2 separate regions of the Homo sapiens genome follow, and region 2 is linked to region 1. Evidence: read pairs that join two places in POLR2A ChIA-PET (ENCODE). Cell type or tissue: HepG2. All regions are shown on one strand. Each heading gives the region's core, and the rest is flanking DNA. Links, peaks and the distances in the headings are about the cores only. Region 1 has its middle 39 kb from the start of NPAS2. Region 2 overlaps NPAS2 (neuronal PAS domain protein 2).

What was found. ChIA-PET counts read pairs that join two places held together with the same protein. Peaks named below come from ENCODE experiments on the same cell type or tissue, not always from the same donor. Only the 100,000 strongest peaks of a DNase experiment are listed, where the experiment ranks them.
Region 2: POLR2A ChIA-PET joins it to region 1 with 5 read pairs; 1 of 35 experiments calls an interaction of 5 or more read pairs at or near these places.

The regions. Positions count from the first base shown.
Region 1 is chr2:100,778,746-100,784,117 of GRCh38, forward strand. No RefSeq gene overlaps it. Among named protein-coding and RNA genes, the nearest start is that of NPAS2, 39 kb to the right of the region's middle. In HepG2, for the core only: no CTCF peak of the experiment used is centred there; DNase peaks (open chromatin) are centred at 586, 1,576 and 2,126.
Region 2 is chr2:100,886,661-100,892,032 of GRCh38, forward strand. All of the region lies in intron 1 of NPAS2 (neuronal PAS domain protein 2), which reads left to right. Among named protein-coding and RNA genes, the nearest start is that of NPAS2, 69 kb to the left of the region's middle. RefSeq lists an enhancer at 1,018-1,787. In HepG2, for the core only: no CTCF peak of the experiment used is centred there; a DNase peak (open chromatin) is centred at 2,753.

The sequences.
Region 1 (5,372 bases), core at 1-5,000:
AATCCTCACACATGTGCTGCTGCATTTTCACTGCTGGGGGAGGAGCGTGCATTGTGGGACCCTGCCATGGGAGGGAGAGCATCGGGAAACCATCCATGTGTTCTCCAGACTCTGCTTCTTTTCCCTTGTGATCCAGCTGTAGATCTTTGTTACGTCACTGTCATCAATCTTAGCTGTTAACACAACTATACGCCAAGTCCTGTGCATCCTTCCAGCAGATCTCAAATGTAGGGATGGTCTTGGGGATCCTCAACACTCCAACCATGGTAAATGCCACGAAGGAAGAGCACAAGTGATGTAAGGAAGACAGCAGGGGCCTCGTTAGCATGGGGGGTCCAGAAGAACCCTCTGTGGGAGTTCTATGTCAGCCAGTCCTAACGATAACGAGAAGTTCACGGGAACAAGAGCAGGAGGCACATGCTCCCGACAGAGGAAAAGCATGATCAAGAACATGATGGCCCAGTACGTGGCTCCCTAGAGAGCTGAACTACCTCCAGCCAGTGACATCCCTGAAAGCTGGGAGGTCCTTTGATGTCAGAGCTGCAGACAGATGCTGCTCCAAGGGCCTCGGGCCAGGGCCAGGAGTTGAACTTTATGCTACTCCCACTGGAGAGCTATAGAAGGTGTTTGCATGTAGGGAACATGATCCATGCACCTTTTTCAAGGCCCATTCTAGCTGCTATGTGGAAGATGGATTAGAGGGAAAGAGGCAGAAGCCAGGGAGCAGTCGGAGCCCACTCACAATCAAGGGGTACACAAGGCTATACATGGGTGATAGCTGCACTAGAGGATGGGATTTCAGGGGCAAAAAGGTTCAGACAGCAGCCTCCAAGTTGTCTCCCGCCCCCCGCCCCCCTCCAGTGCTCAGCCCATTTGACCCCTAGTCTGCCTGGGAACCCAAGGCTATGGCTCCCACCTAGAGACACAGCCCTACAGCTCCCACGGCCCTGGCGGAGCTTGTCTGTGTAACACAGCAGCCTGAGATGATGTTCTCAGTCTCCGGCGCCCGCGGGATATAAGGTTGCCAGCTGTCCTTCTGCAGAGATATTCTCCTTTAGTTTGACATTTTGTTCTTCGTGTGTTTTTTCTGAAGGGTGTTAAGATTTCTCCTCTTTTATGACAGCAGGCTGATAGTTGATGGGGGTTCGCTGTGTGTCTCATGGAAAAATTAAGTTGGCAACCATGTTCGTTCCTCTCCACCTTAGCTCTACTTCTCTAAAAAAAAATAATGCCATGCACAGTGGTTCACGCCCATAATCCCAGCACACTGGAAGGTCCAGGTGGGAGGATTGCTTGAGGCCAGGAGTTCAAGATGACCCTGGGCAACATAGCAAGACCCTATTTCTACAAAAAATTAAAAATTAGCTGACTGTGGTGTCATGAGCCTGTAGTCCCAGCTATTCAGGAGGCTGAGGCAGGAGGATCGCTGGAGCCCAGGAGATGAAGGCTGCAGTGAGCTATGATCACGCCCTGTACTCCAGCCTGGGCAACAGAGCAAGACCTTGTGTCAAAAAAAAAAAAAAATCAGTGATTTGTGAAATCCAGAGGTCTGGTGACCACTTAATTGGGGGCAGAGTCCAAACTCCTTCCTCTGGCATGAGGCTCTCTACAATTTTGCCTGCACCTGCCTTGACCTTTCCAGCCTTCTCTCTCACCATTCCCCCACCCTCTGCTCCTGCCAATGGACAGAGTCTCTTGGCTTTTCACCCCATCTTTCCCCTAGGCCAGGCCTGTCCTTTCCTGGTTGCCTCAGCCTACAGCAATCTCTCCCTCTCAACTGCCTCCTCTCAATCAACTCCTTTCTCCTTGGACAGTGCTTTCATTGGGCCAGTTTGCCCTTTCCTGCATTTCTGCCTGTGTTCCAAACCCTACCTTCTGGGAGGCTGGCATTGCCCAGTCTCTACAACGCCCTCTTCCCACACAGCCTGGCAAGGTGGATCTACGAGAAGGTGCTCCCCTCCACCTCTCTCTGCAGCCTCCCCTCGAGCTGAGCTGATGATGTCCAGGTTGTGGTTGTCTCACCAGCAATGAGAGCCAGGAGAGGAAATGAGTTTCAAGGTTTGAAAGGCCACATTCACAATCATTAAGAGGGGAAGTAAGCAAGAATCACTCCCCTGTGTTATCCGGTTGCACAATCCTAGAACAAAGAGGCCACTGATAGGAATTACAGGAAAGTCGGTGCACAGCTAATGCAGAGAGAATTCGGTTTGCAAACTCCACCTGTCAGGATGGAGGCCTCGGAACATGGTTAGATGATTCTAGGGCAGTAGAAATAGTTCTCTGACATAATTGTAGTTATGCAAGCTATAATAATGATACACTTCCTTAAAAACTTGGATTTTAGAATATAAATAGATTGCTTTCAGGGGATTAGAAAAGCTCTTCCCACAAAGGCTTACCTGCTTCCCCAGCAAAGCATATCTTGGGAGCTTCATTTTTCTCAAGTGCCAATGTCATCATCCCAAGTAAAACATTTTTTAAAAAATAGGTAAAAATAAATCTTCAACCTATCAACAGGCCAGCCACGTACTCAGCACTGGGTTATAGGCTGTCCAAAATACAAGTTTAGCTTTAGTTGGGGATATATGAAAAAAACGATAAACAATGTAAAACTGAATATTCTTGAAATCTGCAAAACTGATGACGAAGGCCTTGTGCCATGTGTAACTCAATGTCCTTTACACGAGGACTTAGTGGTAAATTCTGCTTAAAATGTAAAGTCAAGGAAAACGTTTTCTAAAACAATAAGCAGACCGGGCACGGTGGCTCATGCCTGTAATCCCAACACTTTGGGAGGCCAAGGTGGGAGGTTCACTTGAACCCAGGATTTTGCGACCCCCTTGGGCAACATAGTGAGACCTGGTCTCTACTAAAAACCGAATAACAATAATAATAAGTAAAGCTTTCCCAAATGAGGAGTGCCTGCAGCCGCCGGCTCTACGGCCCATGGGCAATACGCTGCAGGCTGCCCGGCCCCAGCCTGATGCTGCATCAGCCTCCCCAGGGTCAGCTGCCCTCACCTACTTGCCTGTCTCCACCCAGCCGCCAGGGTTCCAGCAGCTGCTGCCTCCCCCTCTCCTGTGGGACTGAATGATTCTGGCTTCTCCTTTGCCTGGATCTGTCTTTGCCCCCTTTACCCTTCTTTGAGTGTCTCACAGCCTGGGTAGGGGAGCACCTCTCTCCTTCTCCCTCCCCAGTCCCCAGCTCCCAGTCACCACTGAGGCAAAGCCTGGGGCCTCTCTTGCCCAAGAAGGGAGAACTACAGTGTTGATCTATCTCAGTCTGTCAGGGGCACAGAGAAAAGTGTTATGTTAGACTCCCTCAGTTGTCCAAACAGCCTGCCCCTCCCTCCGTTCCTCCCTTCCTTCCTTCCTTCCTTCTTTCCTTCTTTCTTTCCTTTCTTGTTTTAAGTTACCACTTTATTATGTAAATAAAACTCAAACAGAAAACTGCGCAAAATGAACATGCAGCTGAATGGATTAGGGTAGGGTGAACCCCTGTAACCAACTCTCCCTGCTCTCCCCGCCTACCTCCCACCTCAGGAAAAGCAACTCCATTCACCCAGTGCTGTGTCTAGAATCACTGGCCTCCTCTCAGTTCGCTTTCTCCTTCAAACCCACAGCCATCCAGACCTGTTGATTCTGTCTTCCCAGGCTCTCCCCGTCCGAGTGCTGAGCCTGGATGGGGCCAGCCCCAGTCTCTCCCCACTGTCCTTTCTGTTGCAAGAGGCCTCTGAGCCCTGCAAGCCCCCAGCTCAGCCATGGGAGGTTGTAAGAGATGGGGGTGGGGACAGTGGGGAGCCTTGGGCACAGTCAGGGGCAGTGGCTGCAGAGAGGCCTCTCCCTGGCTCCAGCTCCCATAGGATAGACCCATGGGGGCCTCAGAGTCATCAACACCACCTTTGTCTTCCTCTCCTTGTTGGGGGGTGGGAGTGGCTTCCTGCCTCCCCACCCTGATTGCCATGCTGGCTCCCCTCTCACCAGAGTAATCAATCCCGGCATTCGACCCCTCTGTTGTAGAGGCACTTACTCACCCCTTCTCCACAGCCCTCACCCCTCCCTGCAACAGCCTCCTTGCAGGCCTCCAGAGCTGCTCCGCTCTTCCCTCCCAAACATGACTGACCACACGTCTGGTGTGACTAGAACAATATAACTGGCACACCGTCCCTGCGTACTTACACACAGACGCCTCATTCTCAAAATTATCCTGGGTGGGATAGTAAATTATGAGGACTTCCTACCCCACACTTCATTCTCGCCACAGTGGCCTTCAAAAACACAAAGCAGATCTCATCATTCTCCTGCTCAGAATCCTCTAAAACATGCCCATTAAGATGGCTAGTATTAAAAAAAAAAGAAGGCAATAACAAGCACTGGCAAAGGCGTGGAGCAATGGGAACCCTTGTGTATTGTTGGTGGAAGTGTAAAATGATGCTGCCGCTATGGAAAACAGTACGGCGGCTCCCCTCAAAATTAAAATGGAATTGTCATATTACCCAGCAATCTCACTTCTGGGTAGGCAGCCAAAAGAACTGAAGCCAGGTGCAGTGGCTCACGCCTGTAATCCCAGCACTTTGGGAGGCTGAGGTGGGTGGGATCACTTGAGGTCAGGAGTTTGAGACCAGCCTTGCCAACGTGGTGAAACCCATCTTTACTAAAAATACAAAAATTAGCTGGGCACAGTGGCTCGCGCCTGTAATCCCAGCACTTTGGGAAGCCAAGGTGGGCAGATCACTTGAGGACAGTAGTTTGAGACCAGCCTGGCTAACACGGTGAAATCCCATCTCTACTAAAAATACAAAAATTAATCGGCATGGTGGTGGATGCCTGTAATTCCAGCTACTCAGGAGGCTGAGGTACGAGAATTGCTTGAACCCGGGAGGTGGAGGTTGCAGTTAGCCGAGATCGTGCCACTGCACTCCAGCCTGGGCGACAGAGAGACTCTTGTCCCCCACCCAAAAAAAAAGAATAGTTAAAATGGTGGCCAGGCGCAGTGGCTTAAGCCTGTAATCCCAGCACTTTGGGAGGCCGAGGCGGGAGGATCATGAGGTCAGGAGATTGAGACCATCCTGGCTAACACAGTGAAACCCCGTCTCTACTGAAAATACAAAAAAATTAGCCGGCCGTGGTGGCAGTCGCCTGTAGTCCCAGCTACTCAGGAGGCTGAGGCAGGAGAATGGCGTGAACCCAGGAGGCGGAGCTTGCAGTGGGCTGAGATCGTGCCACTGCACTCCAGCCTGGGCGACAGAGTGAGACTCCATCAAAAAAAAAAAAAAAATGGTATACAAATCTTGGATGATATTCCATTGTATGGGCCACATTGCATAGACCACATTTTGTTCAACCACTCTTTTGCTGATGGACACTTGAGAG
Region 2 (5,372 bases), core at 126-5,125, 110 kb after region 1:
ACGATTAGAAGCCAGGATCTTTCAGGACTGTTCCCACGTTATGCGAGAGTCCTTGCCTCTCTTCATAAATGGTAGATTTCCCATCTCCTTTAATATCCTCTAGATGAATTCATGAACAAAGGCCAAGGGACAGGAGAAAGAGAGAAAGGAGGAAGAAATGATGTCAGCTCTTTCCTTCAGTTCTTAAAAATGCCAAAGACAAAACTTTCAGACAAGGTCGTTTCCTGGAAGAGGTGGGGTAAACATTCCCAGAGTCATGAGTTTTTAGATTTGAATGTTTCTAAAATGTTGATTGACAGAACCTTCTAATACATTTGTTATAAACGTGACATAAAGGGGAAAAATGTCCAGCATTTTGAGGAAGAAAGGGCTCTAAATATACATAACTGCATTTGAACAGATTCCTTTGCTTCCTCGTTGGCCTGGGCTGCAAGGCCACTGTCCTCTTATGAGCCCTAGGAAGCAGGACTGGCCTCCTGAGGACCCCAGCATTAGCCTCCAGGTTTGTGCTGGGCCCTCCTGAGACAACCCCAATCCAGACACTAGCTCCTATAAGTAGAGCACCTGAGACTCAGGGGAATTCCCTCAAAGCGTTCCAGCTTCTGAGCCAGAGAGGCCAGAAGTGGAAGCCTTTCTGTCGGACAGCTACAGCCCAGACTGGATGCAGGAACAGCAGGAACAGAGCAGTGGCCTCCTCCGTGGCATGGGGCCTTGTGCCCACCAATCCTGGCACCACTGAACCACTGACTCAAGTCCGTCCTCAGCTCCAGTGAGCCTCTTGTTATTGCCAGTGGCTGACGGAGAGGTGAGGGGAGAGGACGTCATGCAGGCGAGCTGGGAGGTAGCACCACGGTTTCTCAGCAGTGTTCGTGCAAATTATCACTATAATGCACCCGTGCAGGCCCAGCAGCCTGTGCAAGTATCACAGCACCATACAGACATGAATTCATGTGTCTTTAATAACAGGGAAATGGCAATGTGTCAATTTACACAGTTGTTTTTCTGCAGTTTTTTCTTTTTCTTTTTTTTTTTTTGAGCCATCTTCCCAAGTGTTCTCTGGGTTTTCCTCTTACCCGGGTCCCCTGTCTGCCATCCACAGGCTGGCATGAGCCACCCAGGCTGGGTCTGGGATCAGCCGAGGGCCTGGGCTGGTGCCGGCACCGCCCCTCTCCGCGAACGGGCCCTGCATTCGCATCATTAGTTCATCACCATGGAAGAACTGGGCTGTCAAGCTGACCTACTTTTCTTGTTTGCCCACAGCAGGCTAAGCCTGTTTAGCCTCATCCAGAGGGGCTGGGCAGAGCAAGTTGCTTTCCGAGTCATACAGATGGCAGTCTTCTGAGTGAGTGTGGTTGAATCTGTTTGCCCTTTTTGCCCTTAGTCTGCAGAGTTAGGGCCCAGCACCCAGGATGGCTTGAGTCCAGGTCCAAGCACAGGGGCATCCTGCAACCCATATTCAGCCTCTCCCGAAGAGATCCTGCATTAGGATGAATTATTGCGGGAACCAATGCCAGGCTTCTTTCCAAACTTTAAACACAGATTCCTAAATGGAAGCTCTTCATATTCTATACTAAGCCCTAAGAACATCAGCCACTTGCAGAGATGCCAGGAGGGTGGGACCCATGCCTGTGCTTGAGGGGTTTACCATCCAGTGGGGGAGGGTTGTGAACAGCTAAAGCCAAGGAGAAGCAGAAACAGAAGAGGATAGGGATGAGCCGTGGGGGCGGAGGAAGATGCGCTAGTAGGGTAGAAAGTGTTGGAGAGGGGGACAATGTGATGAGGATGGGGCTAAAGTCACAGACTGGCAGCTTGTCATCTGAGGGTTTGAATGCTACGATATGGAACCATGTGAAGTGCTAGTAGATGTACATGTTATCCCCCCACCCCATAGTTACTACCTTTATTCTTTGCTGAAATATTGCTATATTGCTGCCTGTGAACATAGGATAGTATCTGTTAGAGTTGTTCAGGGGAAAATAGTTAAGATCAGACCCAGACTGTCATGATTAAATAAGCTAATGTACAAGAAAACCACTAGCCAGAGCTTCATGTGTAGTTTATCTCTCAAGCTCATGGATTTTGTGTGTAGCAACATGCCTTGGGTCCTGGGCCTGTGCCTTCTAATTCTGATGCCATGACTTCTGACTCAGGCGGACATGTCTTGGACTCTCCTTGACACCCCGAAGCCACCACCCAGAGCTTTGGAGGAGGAATCGGGCCAGTGGGTGAATTATGCCTTAACTGGGGCCACTTCTTTAGACATTTGCAGAAGGAGGAACTCAGTCTCTTTTTAAAAAGAAAAATATGTACTTCTCTTTTCTCTTGCAGTTTCCCCAGCATTATTCAGAGGCAGAGTGACAGATGTAAGGAGAGGGATCTAAAACATCTTTAATATACAACATGAATATCTGAATGGACATTGAGAAACTGGAGATTTCTAGTCCTGCTGAGGCAAAACCCAGATGACCTAGAGATGACATAAAAGTCAGTCATTTCTACCTGTCCCATTACCGGTGATGGTAATGTTTGTCACTCAATTAAGGCAGTAGCTCTTCTTTAGACATTCAGCAAACATTTGTTGAATACCTGCATGGGACTCTGAGTCTTGGTGTTCGAAGAGGGAAAATGGAAATACTCGGCCCTACATTGCCTAAGCCCCTCACTAGGGAGAGCTGTAAGCTCTTGGGAAGGGCTTGCCACGGGGCTTTCTGTTTGTTGAGGTTCACCCTGTATCCAGTGGCTCTTCTAGCACAGGCAGAGACATGCCCTTTGCCGTGTGACATTCGAGGAGACGACCAGTTTTTTTCCCTACTGACCTATGATCCCCACATCCCAGCTTCTCTGCCTACTGGTTGGTCTTCCTGACATTAGTTTTGTTCTTGTGTATTTGATCCATGCACACATTTTTACCACACCGGATATCCTGAAGTTGGGCTGGTTGGGGTTTTGGGAGAGGCATGTCTAGGGTTGGTTCACTCTGTGGATTAGGATCTAGTTTTATCAAGGTGGTGGGAGAAAGGCCTCACCAGGCAGCAATCACCAATGGATCCCAAATTCCCAGCTGGGCCTGCATCCAACACAACCAACCAGGGTTTTCAGACAACTCAGATTTTAAAAAGAAAAGCAGCAACCTGTCAGTTTGGTGACCTAGCAGATACATCTCAATGCTTTTTACTTTTTAATTGACTTTTTAAAAATGGTGAATTAATGCCATTTTCCGTATGAATGCATCATTGTGTAGATTTGTGTAGATGCCTTGGAGACGTCCCCTGAGATTGAGAGCGTGGGGTGGGCATGTTCGGGGGCGGGGAGGGATATGTAGAGCAACTAGAAGGATTGAGGTTTTCCTTGCGTGCACACCCTCCTCCTGGCAGCGTGCAGTGGTGAGTTCCTGGTTCATTGGGAGTGAAATGGGCACCCTCCTGCTTCTGTGTGCATACTGTATGAGGTATGTAGCTTTGCCAGATCTTAGTGTGACACACCAGGATGACAGCTAGCAAGGTCACGTCTCTGAGGGTTGTTAGGCCCCAGCCCTGGTATAATGCCTCTGCAAGGCATGTTGGTCCCCTACAGTGGGCCGGCTGTGTCCAGGGAGCAGGCTGGGCTCAGAGGTAGTGCGAGCTCTCAGCTGGCCTCAGGGCCCAGCCAAGGCCCCTCATCATCTCTGACTATAGGGACAGGTGGGTGCAGGGAAGGGGTGGCAAACTTAGTAACGTTGATCTCCTTGATAGTTTCTACCCCTGAATGCACCTCCACACAAAATTGTGCAGGCCTTCCCAGGGACCCTAGCCTACGGGGAATCTCGGGGCAAGGAGAGGTGCAGGTGCTCTGGGCAGTACCACAGGTGTCCCTGTACCCTCAGGTCATCAGGCCCAAATACAGTGAGGAGCCAGCCACTCAGAGCCACTTGAGGGGCTCCAAATGCCCCATTTTCTCATGCCCCAGGGCCTTTGAACAAACCATTCCTTCTGCTTGCATGCCTCTTCCAGGCTCAGCTGAATTGCATGATACAGTGACAGTGGAAGGAGTGGAGGAGGATCCAACATCACAGATACTTTAACAGTGAATATGTTAAATCTAATACATCATAAGAGAGTCCCGGGTGTGAAGGAAGAGTGCTCCTTGCTGCTGGTGCTGTCCCATCTGCTCCCTGCGGGGCCCCTTGCAGCCCGTGAGCTTGACTTGGCCTTGGCTGAGTCAGCAGGGGTGGTGGGCAGGAGACCCCTGGCTGCACAGGGAGGGCCAGCAGTGTGCTGTCTGCTTAAACTGTAAGTAAAAGAAGTGAGGATGGTCCAGGCGCAGTGGCTCACGCCTGTAATCCCAGCACTTTGGGAGGCCAAGGCGGGTGGATCATGAGGTCAGGAGATCGAGACCATCCTGGCTAACACGGTGAAACCCCGTCTCTACTAAAAATACAAAAAATTAGCCGGGCGTGGTGGCAGGTGCCTGTAGTCCCAGCTACTCGGGAGGCTGAGGCAGGAGAATGGCGTGAACCCGGGGGGTGGAGCTTGCAGTGAGCCAAGATTGCGCCACTGCACTCCAGCCTGGGCGACAGAATGAGACTCCATCTCAAAAAAAAAAAAAAAGAAGTGAGGATGACAGGAGAAGGTAGATGGTGCAACATGAGGGTGCTTTCTACCAACAAGGTGTGCAGCATTGGACACGCATGACCACGTGACCTGCAGCTCTGATGGTGCAACATGAGGGTATGTCCTACCAACAAGGTGTGCAGCATTGGACATACTTGACCACGTGACCTGCGGCTCTGAAGGTCCCACCTGTTCTCGTTCTAAAGTCACCATTTCTGACCGCTGTGCTGTGGAAGGGGAGGCAATTAACCAGATGAGGCGTCCCAACAGATTCTCCTATCGATTGTGAAAAGTGGGTCCACTTCAGCTTACAGATGAGGTCATCATGCCCAGGCTCCAAGGCCACCACACAAGTGAAGGCAAGAGCACTGAGGACATTTCAACCTAGATCTGGCTAGTTTCCAAACTAATTCTGCTGCCTCAATTAGCAATTCACATCAAACCTCCTACGTTTTGATTAAATGTTATTTGAAACTCTTGATATTAAACCCAAGATTCCACAGTCTAGGTGTCCAAAACTAATTTGACTTCCTGTTTCAAGGGCACCTACTTTTTCTCTCCTTGCAAACTTGAGCACAGTGAAGATGAGCATTTCTGGACCTGAAGGAGCATTTGGGGAACAGTTCCATGGAGGGAGATGCTTGCTGGAGCAGTATTTTGTGGATTCATTTCGGCTTGTCTGTGGCAGCCGAACAGCGGTTTCCAACAAAGGCTTTCACTGACTCAGCTCCAAGCATGACTCGTAAATCTCCTTTTCCCCTCTTGCTGATTTTTCTAGGCATC